Regions from separate parts of the Mus musculus genome. Here region 2 is linked to region 1. Evidence: chromatin loops called from intact Hi-C (ENCODE). Cell type or tissue: gastrocnemius. All regions are shown on one strand. Links, peaks and the distances in the headings refer to the core of each region. The heading gives the core; the rest is flanking DNA. Region 1 holds the start of Gm22226 (a small nuclear RNA gene). Region 2 has its middle 28 kb from the start of Tenm4.

Region 1 (10,213 bases), core at 1,560-9,559:
TTTATAGAGAAGGTTTTCAGTGTGACATCTTAGAACACATCTTTGCCATTTGCAGTCCTTGTGTTTCTGCTGGCCATGTGATGTGGTGAGAGCAGTGACATTGGGCTTTGTACCCGGGGAGATGAGCTGGCTGGCTTCCAGCAGAGGGCTGGGCTTTGGGGTTAAATCACCCATTACACAAAGATGAGTGTGTCCTTCATCCCTCACATCAACTGCTTAGCCCAGGTTATGCCGATTCTGGGGTAGGAGGATTCACCTCCCATGGGGTCCCAGTCTCTCCTCTCTCCCGGGATCTTCATCAGGACTAAAAGCCCTCCACGAGAGGCACACCGTCCCCAGCTAGGTCAAAACCATTGTCTATATTTTGTGAGAGGGGACGGAAGTAAAAAATGAACTCTGTGGTTCAAGACCTTTTTATTTAGCCTTCCCAAAACAGCAAACTCATTTTAAAGACTCATTGCTCAGGTGACTGAAACTTTATCCTCTCCAACCCATCATTCTCAAAAACCAGCCTTGTGTACTTGACTGCCCGGAACAGTGGCGGGCTATGCGGTTTCACGGTGTTGTGGAAGATCAAAGGTGGGGAAGCATGGGGTGGGAACCCTGTGTTGTGTTTCAGAGGCCTCGGTGGGGCCCTGTGTTGTACTTCTTACCCTCTGGGGAATGCCAAAGGCGTGAGACTGGGCTACTTCCTAGTCCCTAAGAAAAATGTGATTGATTCTAAGGGCTGATGGTTCAGGGCTGACTGCCCGTGGGCAGGCTCGGCTGTCCCCGCAGAAGCTGACCCACAGATGTCTGGTGGTTCCCAGCAGCTCTAATCCACTCATCACCAGAACCCCACTGTTCTAAATGTGCCCGTCATTCTGAGGACTTCTGAACCCGCAGCTCTGGCAAAGGACGATAATGAGCTGCCTCTGGATGACCAACACTGGAGACTCTGGCCTTACCATGTGGAAATAGTTTTCCTGAAGTCTGGAACTAATTTTGAGAAGTTTTTTTCTCAACACTTTTGTGTTTCTAACACTGTATTCTTGACTGTGTAAATACCAACAAGGCTGTAAATAAATGCAGATGTAGATACCTTCTAGAAAAAAGGGGGGAAAGCATAAAAACAAAACCAGAAGTGATCCCGTGTAGCCTTCGTTGACAAATAAAAGACTATTTTGTGTTTAAAGGTGTGCAGTGGCCTTTGTTGGGAGACAGTGGCAGTTACCAGGAGGGCTGGAGGAAGACCCCCATCTTAGTCCCAGAGTCCCTTGCAGGTCCTACCTGTCATGAACAGCGGTGTCTGGAGGATCACAGAAGACCAGAGGCCTCACTTACTAAAAGATGAGGTACACACAGAGGCAGCTCTCACCTTAGCTAGTGCCAAACTGCCTTAAGCTGTGTCCTAGCCTGGTTCTTATGCTCACTGGCTTCAAAGACAGATTCCAAGGGGCAGGAACACCTGGCCCCATCCACCACCAAACGCAGGACCTGCCACAGAGTTACTGCACCTTACAAATTAACAGGCGCGTGTTCAACTGAGACGTGATAATAACCACATAGTACAACTTAGGGAGAGAGGAGAAAAACTCCTTGAGTAGTGTAGGTGTTTTCCTGCTGTGTTCTTTTCTTTCCAATCTAGCGTAGTTCTAATCACAGTGCGTGGGAACCTCTCTCTTTTAATCGCACACTTAAGCTATGAGACCTCAGTGTCAGGGGTGAATGCTGGTAGTCTTGAAGAGATTATTTACTGAGCCCAGCTCCCGGGTGTATGTGGCAAACTTTATGAAAATTCAAACAACCGTCCTTCTAAGTCAGGAATGCCATCCCACTCTCATTGACCCCAGGTTGGCCCATGCTAAGCTCTAGGGAAAGGAGGGTCAAGCTATAATAGGCCCCTTCCTTCCATGCAGGCTGGATGGAGACATCACGGCAGAAGTGACAGGCAGCATCAGCAGCGCAGCCCTCCACTGTGAGCCACCTCAGCATGGACAGGGGTTCCGGTGCTACGACCTGACCTTTGGTCACTGAGGTACTCTGCACGCCAGATCGTGCCTCTCCATGAGGGCATGGTGACACAGACCTCCTGGTCGATTTCTTCTTGTGTCACTTAAAGAAGGATGTATGTAAAGTAGCTCACTGCTCAGAACACCATGCCCCCTCTGCCCAGCCCAGCCAACCCAGACCCTTAACTGCTGTCCAAAGCTTAGCACTCTGTACTCTATAATGTTTCTCAAGCTTTGACTTGCAGTTTATGAACGTATAGCACCTCCCCCTCCCCCTGAATTCCCAAATAAGCAGGCCTGGAGGGTAGCCCCAGAACATGCAGTTCTAATCGGTTCCCAGGTATTACTGCTTTGAGAACTGCTGGTAACTATGCTACCCTCAATGCTGTGTACATAATAAATTGTTTAATGTGTGTGACACTTCAGATGCCCCGAGTCAGCAGAACCTCCCCTTTCTCCCAGTGGGCAGCTGCGCTAGCCCACACCCCGACACCCCTACCCCATCTACCTTTCCCTCTGCATGTACCACAATGGGCTGCCTGAGCTCTTGGACCACTCAGTCAAGCCCCAGACTTTCGCCTGTCAGTTGTTCACACACAGTCTTCACACCTGGCTGAAATCAACTCAAAACCTTTTGGACACTCTTTCTGCTCTCACAAGATGCCCCCAGTGCGTCCTCTAAAGCTGACCTGAGCTGTTCAAGACGGGGCCACTTCAGGAGTGAGCTCCTCTCCAGGTTAATCAAAACTAAATTTCATCCTCTGTGTGTTCCCAGTGTCCCAAATACGAGTCCAGCGCCTCATCCGTTGAAGGTTGGCCTCTCTTTGACTTCAGGGTCCAGTCCCTCCAGTGGAGAGTCATCAGTCCACAGCTGCCCCGAAGAGCCAGACACTTCTGGCCCTCTCTACACTCCAGTAAAAGTTGCTAGGACAGCTCACCAAGACTCAGTGGGGTTGGCTGTTGAGAATGAACACACAGGGCCTTCGGTCACCTCATTCAGAGAGACTGGTAGAGTCCTGTGTCCTGCCCCAGAGTGAACACGTGATGAGGGTCCGTGGGTTAGAAATGAATGCAGCCAAGATGACAGGACTTCCAGTTAGCAGTGGATGGGGCTCTAGGTACCTTTGCTCACCAGTTTCCCCTGGGTTCTGCCACAGGAAGCACTCATAGATGTCTGTTAGATGAACGGTGCACACATCTCTGATTCTGTAACAGCCCACCCCACCCTCTGCCAGGTCTCTGGACCTCTCCCCACTTTGATTCCTATTCTATAACTGACTGCAAAAGCACACAGGAAGTGCTCCCCACTAAGTGAGTGCTACTCAACTCTGAGGCCAAATGTCTGCCCCAGCCTCCCTGACCAGATACTTCTGGGGACAAGCACTGTCTGGTTTAATGGTGAGATCTCAGCAGAGAGAGTAAGAGTTGCCTCTAGACAAGGTGCTGTCTGCATTAATCCTGATTGAACCCACACCATAGGCAAGAGGTGGGATTGGCAGGTGAGCTGTAGGTTCATGACTTGTGTTTAAGGATGGAATCAGAATGTGAGTCCAGGATTCCCTAGTGCCACATTCTAAGCTATGTTGGTATTAAAGTTAGGGAGCCAAGGAATTTCCCATATGAAGAGACTGAGGAATGAATACCACCTTTCATGTGTCCAGCAGGTCCCCATCAGCAGACACAGGATTGCCTGAGACTGTATTCCACTCCCATACTTGGAGCCAGCCTCATGGGCAGTGACCAGAGCTCCATGACCAGTGCAGCCCCACAGAGCTCCATGCTTAGAAGGGCTCGGCTCTCCCTGAGTTCAGTGTTCTGCTGTCACCATCTTGAATGCCTGTTTCTTCTTCTTTTCAAAGGGGGACTGTCTATTTTCATCTTATCCTGGATTATGCAAACTATGTGACCAGTCATGCCCAGATTGCTTATCCAGCGTTGATAATCTCTCAGAATTCTAGGACATTCTCAAGACCCTGAGACACAGAGGACCCCAGATTCCCAAAAGAGTGGGTATCCAATGGGCAAGAAAATCCTTGCATGTGTTGGCTTAGGACTGACTCGCATCAAGAGAACCCAGGAAACTCACACCTGATGATAAACATTCGAGCTACAATGCCCTTGCACACACAGGCATGTGTCTGAAGCCCATCTCCATGTCCACCCAAGTCTCACTAGATGACCACAATGTATTTATATGAGGACAATGATTCTCTCTCCTCAGAGATGTTTGCCAGTTTTCCTGATCATCCACTAAGTCGCACTCATGATTTCTTCACACTCATAGCGCCACCTGGTGGCCACCTCTCGCACTTTCCCTCCCCCAGCCTGAGCTGCAGAACAGCTGAGTAACACCAGTCTCCTGCCCAGCTCTTTCACTTCCTGGGGTTCGGGAGACCTTCAGACAACATCCCTTGTGACTTACAGCCAACCGTTTAGACTTATTACATCTACACGGCTTCTCTGATTCTCTCCCCCTTAGCTTTCTTTATACTTCTGAGCCAAAAAGAGAAATTCTTACTAATGTGTGAGTAGGCAAGATGTGGCTTCTTATAATAAAAAATGTGACAAAAGCCCTCAAGATGCCTCAGCAGGTAAAGGTACTCACTGCCAAGCCTGGTGACATGAGTTCCATCCCTGTGACCCACACGGTGGAAGGAGAGAATGGACAACTGAAAATTGTCTATTGAACTCCAGCCCAATGTGCATATAAACACATATATACCTATATCTGTATCTGTGTCTGTGTCTGTGTCTGTATCTGTGTCTGTATCTGTATCTATATCTATGTCTATATCTATACACACACACACATGCATACACGTGACATGTGTATACACACAGACAGACTGTTTTAAAAACTAACAAGATGAACTCCTTGAGGATCCAGGCTCCACTCTGGTCTGGATCAAATTACTCTCAGAAGTTGCTTCAAAAAACATTAAAGGCTCGAGAAAGGAAACAGAGGAAAATAAGCTTTGGGGTCCTTTCCTCTTCTTCCATGATGCCTTGCGACCCTCAAGCCACTGTGAAGAGAATCCCTCTATAGTAAATATGATGTCCCCAGCTCTCTCCTGTAGTCATGTACAGGAGCCACTGCTGAGCCTGAGGCTGGAAGAAGGCAGACAATGCAGTGTCCCTGAATTATGTCGCTTGGAGACTTACCCTGAGCACCCTCAAGCTATCAATGCCAACAGTGATAATAAGGAGGAAGAACTTCCTTTGCTTAGGAGCCAAGACAGTAGGCAGGCACACTAGGCACATCTTCTTTGATGCATTTTGCAATTGCATCAAGGCATGTTTCAGAAAGCAGTCTGCCCAGCCTGGGAACCTACAACATGTCAGATGTTTGCTAAGCACTCTAAGTACATCTGCATTTAAACCTGGCCACAGTGCATGCAGAGGGGTGTCATTAATATCTCTAGTCTTCAATTGGAGAAACGGAGGTATATTTAGAAGGATGCGATGCTGGCAAATGGAACGACTGAGACTTGAACCTAAATAATCCGATTTCAGGGGCTAGCATGCTACCGTTAGCTACCTCTTGAGCCTAGAAACAGAAAGGAAACATACAAACACTGATCTAGATCCTGCTAGACAAGGCCAACTGAATAACCACAGTGCATTTATTTAGTCACTTTCCCTGAAGGGCATCTGATGTCAGGTATGGATGATACATAAGTACAGTCTGCCTCTAGTCTGGGAGTAAGAGCTGAACCAGATGGAACTGCACCTAGGTACTGCATGATGGGGTGGAATGCAATGGGACTCAGGTGACAAGAAGCAAGCTCCTGACACCTCTAAGTCAGGAAATGCTTGAACACTGGCTTAGTTGTATCTAAGATTTACCTCTCTGTCCTGCAGATAAATTCTAAACAAATTTATTATACCTAAAGACCCCACTAACTCTAACCCTCAGCTTCACACTGCCTTCCACCTTAGACGAGAGGAATGCTGGCTGCCATGGGTCAGGCAACTTAACAAGTCCAGCATCTCATGGTTCCGGGGTCTACATAGACTGGCCTGATCTGCCATCTAGTGGTTGATATGTGCATTACATAAGGTATGGGTGGCATCCTGCCTTTCTGCCCAGGTATAGAGGGGATGAAACCTAAGATAGAATCCTTAAGTCTGTAAGCAGCATTAAGAAGGTGTCTCCAATGTTTTACTAATGAGGAGACTGAGATGGGACTCTGAGATTTGATTGATATAGTAATAATTTTATCCATCATTTGCCTGGCAGCATGCTAATCTCTTCACGTTGACCTCCTGGAGTCATCTCATGAATACCATAACGACATTTGTTTAGCCTCCCTCATGCCTGCTCTATTTCTGAATTCCATCTTGTAATGTCCTCCTTACTTTGAATGCCATGTATTTATAAGACCTTGAAGTGACACTGCAAACTGTTATACAGTCTGAATCAGGCCGTCCTTCAGAGTGACACTTCCTATGTTCTTGGCCCTCCGTGTATCCTACATGCTCCTTGGGCTTGCATCGGATTTGATTGTTGTAAGCAAGACTGGTGTGTGTGTATGCTCTTCCATATCTGAACAGGTCAGGCATGGTAAGAGTTGGAGGTGTTGGTGCAAGGTAAAATGCTGACCACGGCTTCTCCTCCACCACTTCCTTCTTGGTATGTTTTGTTTGCTTGTTTGTTTTGTTTTGTTTTGTTTTCAAGGTAGGGTTTTTCTGTGTAGCCTTGGCTATCTTGGAACTTTCTTTGTAGACCAGGCTGGCCTCCAACTCATAGAGACCCACCTACCTCTGCTCCCAAGTGTTGGGATTAAAGGCATGCATCACCATTTCCAGCAGGAAGAAGGAATTTTAGTGGAGAAAATGACTCAATAGGACTGGTCAAGTGCTACTCAACTCTGAGGCCAAATGTCTGCCCCAGCCTCCCTGACCAGATACTTCTGGGACAAACACTGTGTGGTTTAATGGTGAGATCTCAGCAGAGAGAGTAAGAGTTGCCTCTAGACAAGGTGCTTTCTGCATTAATCCTGATTGAACCCACACCATAGGCAAGAGATGGGATTGGCAGGTGAGCTGTAGGTTCATGACTTGTGTTTAAGGATGGAATCAGAATGTGAGTCCAGGATTCCCTAGTGCCACATTCTAAGCTATGTTGGTATTAAGGTTGGGGAGCCAAGGAATTTCCCATATGAAGAGACTGAGGAATGAATGCCACCTTTCATGTGTCCAGCAGGTCCCCATCAGCAGACACAGGATCGCCTGAGACTGTATTCTGTTCCTACACTTAGAGCCAGCTGCATGGGCAGTGCAGCCCCACAGAGCTCCCTGCTTAGAAGGGCTCGGCTCTCCCTGAGTTCTGCTGTCACCATCTTGAATGCCTGTTTCTTTTACTCTTTTAAAGGGGGACCCTCTATTTTCATCTTATGCTGGGTTATGCAAGCCATGTTGCCAGGCAGATTGGGGGCACAGACATGGACCTGGAGTCCCTCTGAGCTGACACTGAGTGTGCTTGTTTTCACTGTCAGAAAGCCCACAGCCTCAGCACAAGGGAACTGGGTATCCAGAGTGAGTTTACAGGAGAAGAGACGATTTCACGTGGAAGAATTGGGAGAGGGGTTTTCTAAAAGAGCCAATCTTGGCTTCAGAGGCCCACAGATACACTGCAGTAATATATGCTAGGTAATTTTATTTCAATTTGACACAAGCTAGAGTCATCTAAGAGGGTGGAGCCTTATTTGAGAAAATGTCTCAGGCTGTAGGCAAGCCTTAGGGTGTTTTGTTAATTAGTGATTGATGGTGGAGGGTCAGCCCATTGTTAGTGGTGATACCCCTGGGCTGGTCGTCCTGGTTTCTATAAGAAAGCAGGCTGGGGAAGCCACAAGGTCCAGGCCAGAAGGAGCACTCCTCCATGGCCTCTGCATCAGCTCCTGCCTCCATGTTCCTGCCCTGCTTGAGTTCCTGGCCTGCATTCTTCCATGATGAACTCCCATGGTGTGCAAGTGTGAGCCCTTTCCTCTTCAACTTCTTTGGTGATGGTGTTTCTTCCCAGCAGAGGTAACCCTAATTAGGACACAATGGATGCTTGTCTGACCAGACAGTGGTCTCGAGAATGTAGGGAAGCCCCCTTGTATCTCTCCAGCTTCCTATCCATTGTCCCCAGACGTGGTTTGTACGGTTGCGGGAAGTATCTGTCAGACAGTGATGAAGAATACTCAAGATCTGTGACTAAAACTGAGGGGGATGTTCTTGGGGAAACAAAAAAATATTAGCGTTACAGTAGCACGGCAGGAACTCACAACTCGGAACCCAGAAAGCTGCCAGTGAGCACGTGGTGGTTACACAGCCCCTGGCATCGCAAGCTCCCGTCGGATCCCTAAGTCTTAAGAACTAAACTAAGAAGACCTCAGCCTGATTCTGACTCACCCGGTGACACACATGCAGAACCAATCCAAAAAGCTTTGCAAAGTCTTTGAAAACCAGTTTAGGGGCCACAGTCTACAAAGGGTTGCTCATAACTTGTTGTCTATATTCATCTTGGTGGGTGTACCTACTTCCATGACAGAGCCCTCATCTAACATGAGCAAAAGTCTATGTTCAGTCCTCAGCACTACACAAAAGAATCAAGAACTGGGCCAGGGTGGTGGCATACCAGAGACAGAGGCAGGCAGAGCTCTATGTGTCTAAGTAGCGAGTTCTACATGGTGAAACCCTGTCTAAAGGGGGGAGGGGCAGTGTTAAGTATAAATTAATGAAAATAAAGTCAGTCTTTAAAGACTCCCTAGAATTTAAATAAGACCTAACACTATATTTATATACAACCTTATCCAGAAATCTCAACTTGGCCAGTTCTGAGATGACATCAAGATGGGAATTATCTAAAGTTCTAAAGCAGATTTTACAAACAGGTTCCAAAGGTAAGGACAGAAACTCTTGAAGCAGCTGGTAAGACAGAATACCTGAAAAAAAAAAAAAAAACACATAAGAGATGTAAGGCAGACGCAACTGGAAACACAACAGCTAAAGTAAATGTAACCAGTAGCCACACCCATCCACCCCCAGCCTGGGCCAGGCATAGAAGAATGGAAAGAAAAGGAAAAGAACCAGTGAGCCTAAAACAAACTGATTAAATATTCTTAATCTGTGGTTGATGGGGATGTGCTCAACCAGAGGAAGAGTGATTGTGAGGGCAAACTAGAGCCTTGGGGTTCACTGGGGCCATTTGACGGGTGTGTGTGTGTGAGAGAGAGAGAGAGAGAGAGAGGGAGAGAGAGAGAGAGAGAGAGAGAGAGAACAGCAGGAAACACACCTGATGAGATGAGAGCTAATGACTCCCCAAACCTAAAGAAAACCATGACCTCACGGAGTCAAGAATCTCTACAAACTCCAAACAAGGTACTGGAATCTATGCCCAGACACATTCTAACCCAAGCCATGGAGACCAAAGACGCAGAGATGCAAGGAAGACACAGGGGTTAGGGAGACAGCTCAGGGGGTAAAGTGCTGCACACACAAACACGAGGACCCAAGTTCAGTTCACAGCAGCCCAATAACAGCCAGGTGCAGTGACACACATGCCTGAAAACTTACACTTGAGAGAAACAGAGGGAGTCCCTACATGAGCTCCGGGCTCAATGAGGGACCCTGGCTCAAAAGATGGAAGAAGACACTCAGCATTGACCTCTGGACTCACATGCACAAGCACACACACACATGAACATACACCCACACATGTGCACATATGGGTATGTACACACACATTAAAGAATGTTTTTCAGTTGAAAGAATTCATAGGAAAACACAATGCATGACTTGCAGGGAGACAGTGACTGGAACGGCTGTCGGGACACCTAACGTTTCTAAAGTGCCAAAAGAAAAGAAATGTCAGCTCAGAATTCTGAGTGTAGTGAAAAGAACCTTCAGGAATGGGGATAAAATTAAAGCTGGCAAATGAAGGGAGCCAGGAGAATTGAGCTGCTCGGCCATTCTTCAGTCAATGGGAACGAGGCTAGAAAGAAGCTCGCAACCTTGGGAGAAGAACAGCAGGAATGGGAACGATTTCTAAACAGAATAAACTACCATTTAAATTCTTTCTTCAAAAAAAAAATCTCTTAAAAATCGGGAACGCTTTACGAATTTGAGTGTCATCCCCGTGCAGAGAGGCAGTGCTAATCTTGTCCGTATCCTTCTAATTTTAGTGTATGTGCTGCTGAAGTGGGCACTATTTTTTAAGTTCTTTTGTTGAAAGAGGC
Region 2 (10,213 bases), core at 1,530-9,529, 770 kb before region 1:
GCTGTATAAATGCAAGTGCCAGTGACCACACAATTAGCCAACACACATAGACCATCTGCCCATGCCAAGTTCTGGGATGCATAACCTCATTCATTCATCCACTTAATAAGTCTTAAGAGCACCTACTACTGGAGCTGGAGAAAGGTCTCAGTGGTTAAAAGCAATGTCTCTGCTTCCAGAGAGCTGGGGTTTGATTCTCAATACCCACATGGTAGCTCAAAGCTATCTATAACTCCAGTCCTGGGAGGAATCTAATGCTCCCTTCTGGTCTCTATGGACACCAAGAATACAAGCACTATCCAGAAATACCAAGTGGGAGATTTGCTCTACATGATCTCATTGATTTGTACCAGAGACATTCATGACCTTGGACCTTGGAATCCATGCCAGGTCACAGCCTTGGATCTGTGTTGTCTTCAGTTTTATCAATGTTCCCTATATTTGATCCCCAGTGCTGCCATCACAATATGTCACTAACTAGGTAGTTTAAATAATGAAATGAATTGTCTCTTGCCTCTGGAGACTACAAAATCAAGGTGGTGTCAGGTTTGGTTTCTATGTCAAGGCTTCTAGCGATTTAGCATCCATATTTGACATCATGTAGGTTGGGCATGCCCCACCACCCTAACCTCTGCCTTTATTTCTACCCAGCATACTTTATGTGTCTCCATAAACAAATTTGTCCTATTTACAAATAATCAGACCATTGCGTTTGGAGGACTTGCTTTAATAGCCCAAATTTTAGGCCAATTACCTCTAGAAAGACCATCAGGCCAAATAAAGTCATACTCCAAGCTTCTCAGATCCAAACTCCATCACAAGCCCTTCACAGTAGCCATGCCATCTGTGGGAGGGTATTCATATGCACACCTTATAGCCAAGAGCTGTGTCTCCAGTATTCGGGTCTACATTGAAGTCTGCACCGCCACTAAGATAACTACCACCCCAGGAACTCAGCAGTCTTCACTTTTTCCTGGGTTCCAATTCAAGGGAGCCCTACTTCCCTAGCACTGGGCATCAGACTCACAGAGCTAATAAGCTGGGTAGCCTCAGTACAGCCATCAGTACAGCTCACCACAGAGAAATGGACAGTGGTGTGATTGGTTGTTTTGAGGAGCTAAAAATAGCCTGACACTGCCTAGCTGAGGGGGACATTGGGTGACACAGCCTGTCCCCAGCACACAAAACAATGAGGGCATATTTCAGGCTCTGGCAGAGGATTCATAGGATAAAGTCAGAGGCAAAAAATCATAGAAAAGTTCACCCTTAATGAGAAATGACCTTCATAACTCCATCTCTCCAGAGTTCCCTTCACAGAATATTACATTTTTCCATATCTAATTCCATTCCATCTATCTTATCACTATTGTAGAAATATTAATAAAGATGGTATTGTTTAGGGCCTTTAATTCAGCGTGTATATATACATATATTAGGCTAAAACCTATAAGATAAATTGTCTGCTCCTTCTCTCCTTTATATTCTTTTGTTTGGTTGTGTGGGATCCTTGACGCTCGTTTTAACATTTTTTAATATCCTGCAGGTTAGGCTGACACCCTGGTCCTTTGCAAAACTTGAGTACCCCATTTGGGGTGCTGGGCACAAGCCTTCTCATCCCACCCTGCCTCAGGCCTGAAGCTCCGACTTGCCAGCAGCTTCTCTACTTCATCAAACTCAGCTGGCATGAAGCATTTGTCTATATCCCCAAGTCCCCAGAAGGTCTCAGGTTACCCCATGCAGCCCCACTCCATCCCTCTCAGGTTTTCAGGGAACCTTAATTCCAAGGTAGACACACCTGCCCATTGAGAATATCTGGTTGTGTCCGAGTTCTGTTCTGTGAACTCAGCTTTGGCCTCAGTCTTACCATTGTGTGTACACAAATGCTTGGACATCAGCATGGTCTGCCACTCATCCAACACCTACAGTCCTCCTACTCATTCCGTGTCCTCGAGGAAATGGCGATGTCTGTGGTGTTAGGTTGCTGTTACAGTGAGTAGCTAGAAATCCCCATGGTTCACAGAAATGATAGATTTGGTGACTAAATATAGCGCCCGAGAAAACGAGTCTTTATCAAGTATAGGCTCTTCTTTGTTTTGCTTTTTACAAACAAGGCCAGGAGTAGCAAGGGAGGGGGGACTGGGGATAAAACAACATTGGTAAAGAGCTAACTATTCAAGCATCAGGACCTGAACTCAGAACCCCAGCACCCATGTGAAAGCCAGGGACAGCACTATGTACCTGCAATCCCAAAGCTTTAGAGGTGGAGACGGCAGGATACGTGTGGCTCGCTCACCAGTCTATCTAGCCAAATTGATGGGCACCAGATTCAGTAAGAAACCTTGTCTGAAAGAACAAGGTGTAGAGTAACCGAAGACACCCAACCTTGACCTCTGGCCTCCACAGAAGGGCACATACAAACATAAATGCATTCATATACACAGTCAATCCATTACCTTACCTGATAGCACAATGCAGAGACTGAGCAAGAAACTTAACCACTAATCCATAGAAAAAGAGACTGACTCTCCCAGAACAGCAGGAAACCAGTCATGGAGGAGAGCTGAGATTTTCTAAATCACTGACAAATCAGTGACTTGGTGATATGTCAGTGACTTAGAAGGTAAGTGATCGCCCAAAGTTGAAGCTAATGCAGTTTCCTCAGTGTCTTTGTTACTCCCAGGATTTCCAGGTGCCATCTATATATCTCACAGTCACACATATTTTAGTTCATAATTAAGTTCCTCTTTTATAGAGTGCTATTGCAAAGTTTGCCATTAACACATTGGCAAAGTGTGAAACTTTCCTCAAACAATCAAATGAATAAACATTCCTCCAGCATCTCCTACCGCCCTTCTCCCACTGCCCCAAAGCAGGGCCACGGTGAAGGTAAGAATGGCTTCTAATGGAAGCTTAGCATTCCTGTGCTCAACCTGCCTGGACCTTTGAGCATCCAGGCTGCCTCCCTTACCTCCTTGCACTCTTCCTCAAAGCTCAGTGTCCAGCTTACCTTCTCCAGCATCTTCTTTAAAAAATAGCTTCCATTCCCATTCCAGTCCCTCCCATCTCTCTTCATCTTCAAAAATACTAAAGGAGGACCCAGATGTAGCTGTCTCTTGTGAGACTATGCCGGGGCCTAGCAAACACAGAAGTGGATGCCCACAGTCAGCTAATGGATGGATCACAGGGCTCCCAATGGAGGAGCTAGAGAAAGTACCCAAGGAGCTAAAGGGATCTGCAACCCTATAGGTGGATCAACATTATGAACTAACCAGTACCCCGGAGCTCTTGACTCTAGCTGCATATGTATCAAAAGATGGCCTAGTCGGCCATCACTGGAAAGAGAGGCCCATTGGACACACAAACTTTATATGCCCCAGAACAGGGGAACGCCAGGGCCAAAAAGGGGGAGTGGGCGGGTAGGGGATTGGGGGTGGGTGGGTATGGGGGACTTTTGGTATAGCATTGGAAATGTAAATGAGCTAAATACCTAATAAAAAATGGAAAGAAAAAAAATACTAAAGGAGGTTCCACTTATTCATGTGTCTTCTCTTCTCCACCAGGATACAAGTTCTAGGAGAGCCTAACTTGCAGCATGGTTTGATCATTTCCTTAGCCTTTTGCTGGACCCAATACTATCTTCTTAATAAGCATTTGTTGAGAAAATGAATGAGGGAGGGAGAATGAATGAATGAATGAATGAGCCGTATGGTAACCAGTTATATTATTTATAAAGCATTAATTCCATGAAAGTGCAGACAGAGGAATGGCCCCTAGGAGGGGTACGTTTTGGACATTGAAGAAATGGGATCTTATTTTAGTCTTTCTCCGTTGCAGATCCAGGAGAGAGAGAGAGAGAGAGAGAGAGAGAGAGAGAGAGAGAGAGAGAGAGAGAGAGAGAGAGAGAGAGAGAGACGGTGCTCCAGGACCTGGGACTAATCTAGGCAGTTTTCCAGTTTGGGGAAGCAGATGATCTATGTTGGCAGCAGTGAATGCTTCCAGCAAGTTAAAGAAGCATTCTTCGTGTATATTTTACACATTGTGAGATGCTCTTTGACCTAAGGATTCTTTGTTCTATTTTGCAACAGCCAGGCTAGAGATTTACAAGTCCCCCAAAGCCCTGAGTTCAAACCTCATCTCAACTATTCCTTGGCCAGCATGGTTCTCTTTGTTGTCTCCATAGCAAAAGGGTTGTTGTGAGGGTCAAATGAAGCAAAGATTATAAGGTGTTTATCACAAGGCCGGGGACACGGGAAGTGCTCAAAGAATGGCTCTAGGCATCTATTTCAGAGCCAGAAGATCTCCATAGGAACCCCAGCTCTTCTCCTCCCTGGCTGGGTAAACCTCAAAAGCTGTTTAGTATCTCAGGCCTCAGTTTCTGCATCCACAAAATGGATGAGCACTGTGCCTACCTACCAGAAGCATGGAAACTGCATGAGTTAAAATAGCCACAGCACACAGAAACCATCCTGACAGGCTATTTGTGTCACAATCACATCACATATGGTCAAGGCCACCTTTTCTGGGATTAAATTTCAGGTCAGGAAGCTTTCAGGTCAGAAATTAGCTTCTTGAGGACTCTGGCAAGTCTCACAACAAACACTAATTGAATCTCTCTCTGTGTTCCTGTCACTCTTATCTTCATATGGGATGTATGCTCCCCAGGAGTTGTCTTCTGAGAAGTTTTATCCTGAAGCTGATGTAAACAGATGCAGAGGCCCACAGTCAAACAATAGGCAGAGCACAGAGTCTTGTGGAAGAGCAGGGAATCGGACTGAAGGAACTGGAGGGGTCGAGGACACCACAAGAAGACCTACAGAGTCAACTAACCTGGGTCTATGGGGCCCTCAGTGACTGAACCACCAACCAAAGAGCATACAGGGTCTGGATAACTAAGGCAAAGGAGGGGAGGGATTCTTATCCACACTTTACTCTGCATTCTCCAAAAAGAAGCAACAAAGAGGCGGGAGTTTGTGGGGAACACAACTTTAAGGAACTCACTCACACTTCCAAAGTCCAGATTCTTCAGCCATTAATATGCAGGGCACAGGAGCTGAGGAACCCTGGTGCAATGACGTGCCTTTGAGTTGAGGACTTAGTTCAACAGTCTAGGCCCTGGTGACTGTCACCCTCTCAGCTGACTCTTGGTTCCCTAGAGAGAGGGCTATACCCATCAGCCAAGCCTAGAAGCCTTGTCTTAGAGAGAGAGAGAGAGAGAGAGAGAGAGAGAGAGAGAGAGAGAGCAACAACAAATAACTAGAGTTGAAAGTCACAGGCAGGGCCCTTGGAGCCCGGCCCTCAGTGGGCAGGCAGCCTTCCAGCTTGGCATTCTCTTCTGGCACCTCTGTGTCCAGGCACTAAAAATAACACACCCAATCTCTCTGCAGCCAACTGAGCTCCCCAGCAAGGACTTGTGCCCTTTATGGCCAGTGAACATCTGCTGCCTCCTGACTGCTGTCAACAATCAAAACAGTGTCTTATCTCAGTGGGGGCTATTACCTAGCCCAAAAGGATGCCCCTGAGGCAGCCTCTAGCTAAGTGGTCTCCCATTCAGCTGTGTGAGTGGCCAGGACCCTGCCTGCAGGAGGTTGGCCATGCAAGAGTAGAGAAACCAGGTCACAAAGAGGGATGTAACTGGAGCCAAGAGGGAGAGAATGAAGAAGGGCATAAAGTGCCTCCTTTCAAACCTAGAGCTGTCTTGAGCCAAAAGGGTGGCATGCAGAGGTGTGGGAATACTAATGAGCACAGATGTAACAGCATCCTCTTGTTGGTAGCCATATCTTCCAGACACACAAATTGAACACTGAACGCAGGCCAGGATGGTGGGCAGGGCTGGGACCTATAGGCCTCAAAGGAAAAGGTATGAGCAGTTAACTTCCCATCACTTTGAGAAAATACCTAGGATAATCCAATTAAATGGAGGAAAAGTTTATATTTTGCCTCAAGGATGCAGAAGTTTTAGTCCATGCTCACTTGACCAATTGACTTTGGAACTGAGAGCAAGCTCTACATCATGGTAGGAAGCATGTGGCACAAGAAACCACTCATCCCATGCAGCCAGGGAGGAAAGAGAAACAGAAGGGCTGGCCTCCCAGTATATCCTACAAGGGTACACTCCACCTGACCTGCCTCTTGACTCTGGTCCTTGCCACCTAAAATTTCCATTACTTTCACAACCTCCTAGTAGCAACAACAGTTGGGGACAAAGTCTTCAATGCAGAGGACTTTAACAGTGCACTCTTCCCTAATTCGTGATTCTTGCTGCTCAGTGCCAGGTGTGGACTTTTCACTCCTTCATCTTGTACTTCAGGCTTCCCAGTACATCTGATTTCTCCACTTTGCTCAGGCTGGGGTAGCTCTGTCCCACTCCGGTGTCAAAGGATGTCAGAACAAGCAAAGCTAACTGCTTGGAGACTATGCCAGGCATTGTGCAGTGTGTTTTCTATGCATTCAGTACTTCTCCCATTGCTACTGATGAAGTAAGGTGCAGACCAGCTACGCTGTTGTCTATGGCCACCTAGGAAATAACCAAGCTAGGCTTAGGCTTGGTTTTCCGGACTTGAAGGCTCTTGTTCTTGACAATTCGAATTCAAAGGCCACCTGAAGTTCATTAATCTTTGAGGGATTTTATAAAAATGGACCCCATCTGGATACCCCTTATCTATACCTGAGTCCTGTTCAGATTCTGTGAGGCCTCAGAAACTAAAATGATTCACCGTATTCAGCTTGTTCTGCCCCATCTGAACTTTAGGTTCCTACAGCTGACCAAGGAAAACCAGAGGTAGCTTTCCATCATCTTGTGTCCATGTTCTTGGTCCACTCCCAACTCATGTCTGCTAGTCAACCCAAGGTGGAAAGATCCCAGGTAGAAACATGTCTTTGAACTTTGATCTTCCCCAAAGTATGTCAGTGCTTTTGTAGCAGGCTGGTAGAGAACAGGCCTTCAGTATAACAAAGCAGTCTACAAAAAGAAACTAAAGAGGATTCCCCCAATCTTTGGGACCCTGACATATCTGACTCATAGGATCTATCTTTTGAATGTCCTTGTTCTACCAGGTCATACCCCTGACTCACTTTGTCCTTTACTTTTCCACTTGATATCACAACTTGGTGTCCTTTCAGCATAGTGGCCATCTTCCTCTGATCGCAGATCTTCAGATAGTCTTTTGTCCTTTGATAGATTGCCATCAATGGGTTAAACCACCTTCAATCCTCTTCCAAAGATGAAGAGTCAATCTGTCCCTCCCAGAAGTCATCAATGACAGTATTCAGGAGCCAAGGCTGGAGTTAGATGGCTCCCTCCAACACTATCTGCCAGATCCCAGACTCCCCATCTGGAAACGTAGAAGACTAGGTAGCTTGTCTCCCTTACACACAGAAGAAATTAAATACAACGACACAATGATAGTAGGCAGTTATAGTACCCAACTGGAAGTAAGCCTGCAAAGCCTACAATGGTGAAAGTTATGGACATAATCTTCTCCCAACTTGAAGATTTTCATTTAAAATAGGGCCTCACTAAACAGTCCATACTGTCCTTGAACTCAAGATCCTCCTTCCTCCAGCTCCCAAGTACTGAGATGATAGGTGTGCACTATCACATCTACCTCCAACCTTATACATTTCTGAGGCACTGTTTTTGTGCTTTGCTGTATCAACAGACCCATGGGGGGACCCAAAATACAGTAGACACTAGAGGAATGTGTTGAGAACAAGTACAAGAATAAAAGGGTGGATGAACAAAATAGATAAATAATAAGAGTATCCTAGACACCAGAAGGACATCGTGAATCATCCTTCATGCTTATTGGTCTGATTTCAATTTCTAGCTAATCACTATGTGTATTTTCTTGTTTTTGTGGTGCTGCCGACAGAAGAAAGTACAGTCAGTTCTGTTATCTTACCCCATATGTGTTCTGAAAAATCAATGTGCTATGCAAATTCACCCACAGGGACTGGGGTGCAGAATTTAGAAGAAAATGGAGGTAGAGCTATAACACTCTAAAATTTCTCCAGTAAAGTATAATTTAAAAAAACATACAAATCGATTCCCAGTAATAAAAGGTAACATTATTTAAACTATTTCAATGGCTAAATAGTAAACAACCATGGCACTTCATTTTGAGAAAGCCCTATAGCTTGAACCTGCTGGTAGAAAGGTGAGATAGTAGAATTATCATCTGAAATTAGGTAGATGGTTGAAAAGCCAGATGTGCACAGATGTGGTTAATAGCACACGCAATTTTTTTAACCTTTCTCATTGCTACAACAAAATACCTGGTATCTTAGATAGGGTTTTATTGCTGTGAAGTGACACCATGACCAAGGCAACTCTTATAAAAGAAAACATTTAACTGAGGATGGATTACAGTTCCCATGGTTTAGTCCATTATAATCATGGCGGGAAGCATGGTATCATACAGGCAGACTTGATGCTAATGGAGCTGAGAGTTCTACATCTTGATCCTAAGGCAGCCAGGAGGAGATTAGCTATCCACACTGGGTAGATCTTGAGTAGATTTATGAGACCTCAAAGCCAGCCTCCACAGTAATACACTTTCTGATAAGGCCACATCTACTTCAACAAGGCCATACTGCCTAATAGTGCCACTTCATGGGTCAAGCATATTCAAACCACCACATTCTATTCCCTGCTCCTCCACTCCCAATAAGATTGTTCAAACACATGAGTCTATGGGGGCTGTTCATATTCAAACCATCACACCTAGCCAGAAGAAATTTAAGAAAGGAGGTTTATGTTGGCTTATAGGTTTAGGGAGCACATCCCATCTTCTAAAGGAAAAGTGTGGCAACAGGAAGAGAGGAGAAGTTGGCTAATCATACTGCATCCACAGTGAGAAAACTGAAAACAGGCAGTGAGGCTGGGCTATAAATCTTCAAGGCCTGCTCCCAGAGACCTACTTCCTTCAGCAGGTCTCTGTCTCCCAAAGATTATACAACCTTCCAAAACAGTGCTACCAACTGGAGACAAAGTACTCAAACATAGGATGTTGTGGTGGACACTTCAAATTCTAACCACAACAACATATGCAAGGAACTAAAGTGGATGAATGTATTTGTGTGTGTGTGTGTGTCTGTGTGAGTGTGTGCGTGTGTGTGTGTTCCCACATACTCTGTTGATTTTAGGCATCACTCTAGGGCTTTCCAGGAGGAATTCCTGTCATGCTCATGTTGCTCACTAGTATCAATTGCACGAGAACAAAGCCATATCTCCAGAATAGAACCATGAATAGGTGTTTTGATACTTGGTTTTTTTTTCCTGTTAGTATTCTTCCTATAACTGATTCTCACTCCCACATACACTCCAGAGAGAGAGACAGAGACAGAGACAGAGAGAGACAGAGAGACAGAGATAGACAGAGAGACAGAGAGAAAGAGAGAAAGAGAAGAAAGGTCTAATTTATTGGCGTCCCTCTCTCTCCACATAACCCAGCTTTCAGCATGGGCCTACTGAGTACATGCTAACCTGGAGCTACAGAGACAAAGTACAGATGGCCCCTTGCTTCACATAGCTTACAGTCCAACACTGTATTTAAACGAGAGCCAGAGATTCACAGAGTGCCTCAAATGGAATGTTCCACCCCTGGGCAGAGCTTTCCAAGTTCCGTAATGCAGTAATGCTGAGTGCCTCCTTGCCAGGGTCAGCTCTCACTGCCATAAATCCTACTGAAAGTTACAGCTCTGTCTACTTACTGTGTACTCTGGGGCCCGGCCCCTAAAGAACTGGAGTGCTAGATTAGCAAGAAGAGAAGCTACTGCTTCCCACTGAAGGCTGGGCTTGTTCTAGGAATGTGATGGGTCACAAGTGCACCCATGTGGAAGACATATTTGTCTTGACTGTCACTAAGCTTTCTATTTGTCCCCAGGAAGGGTCTTCTTCACATTAGGACATTGGACTTATGCAATAACAATTTACCCACCCACCCCCTAAAATTCTCCAGCGGCTTTTCTATCTCTTTTTAGTCAAATACCATACCTCTCTCTGTGGTCTAAAAGACGCTGTGATTGAGTCCAGTGTAATGTCCAACCTCATTCAACAGTACCCTTCACTCTTGCTGCAGTCTGACCACCATGGCTGTCTGTTCCTCATGCTCTGAACCTTCAGACCTGCCTTTCCTTCTCCCCGGAATGTCTTTCTTGGACACGGGTCTCTTATCCTTTCTCTTAGAGTAGCCTTCTCGGGTTGTTATCTCAG

The links. A loop is a pair of places that touch in the nucleus more often than their neighbours do. Peaks named below come from ENCODE experiments on the same cell type or tissue, not always from the same donor. Only the 100,000 strongest peaks of a DNase experiment are listed, where the experiment ranks them.
Region 2: a loop joins it to region 1, with 3 times the contacts of the local background. A loop is called at or near these places in 12 of 42 quality-filtered maps.

What each region holds. Positions count from the first base shown.
Region 1 is chr7:96,909,920-96,920,132 of GRCm38, forward strand. Tenm4 (teneurin transmembrane protein 4) reads left to right here. Exons shown (of 33, transcript NM_001310762.1): 33 at 1-1,174. Gm22226 (a small nuclear RNA gene) reads right to left here and starts at 10,183; the gene lies at 10,075-10,183. In gastrocnemius, for the core only: CTCF peaks have their summits at 4,281 (motif pointing left) and 6,033 (motif pointing left); DNase peaks (open chromatin) are centred at 4,288 and 6,009.
Region 2 is chr7:96,138,013-96,148,225 of GRCm38, forward strand. No RefSeq gene overlaps it. Among named protein-coding and RNA genes, the nearest start is that of Tenm4, 28 kb to the right of the region's middle. In gastrocnemius, for the core only: no CTCF peak of the experiment used is centred there; a DNase peak (open chromatin) is centred at 5,330; H3K27ac peaks cover 802 bases.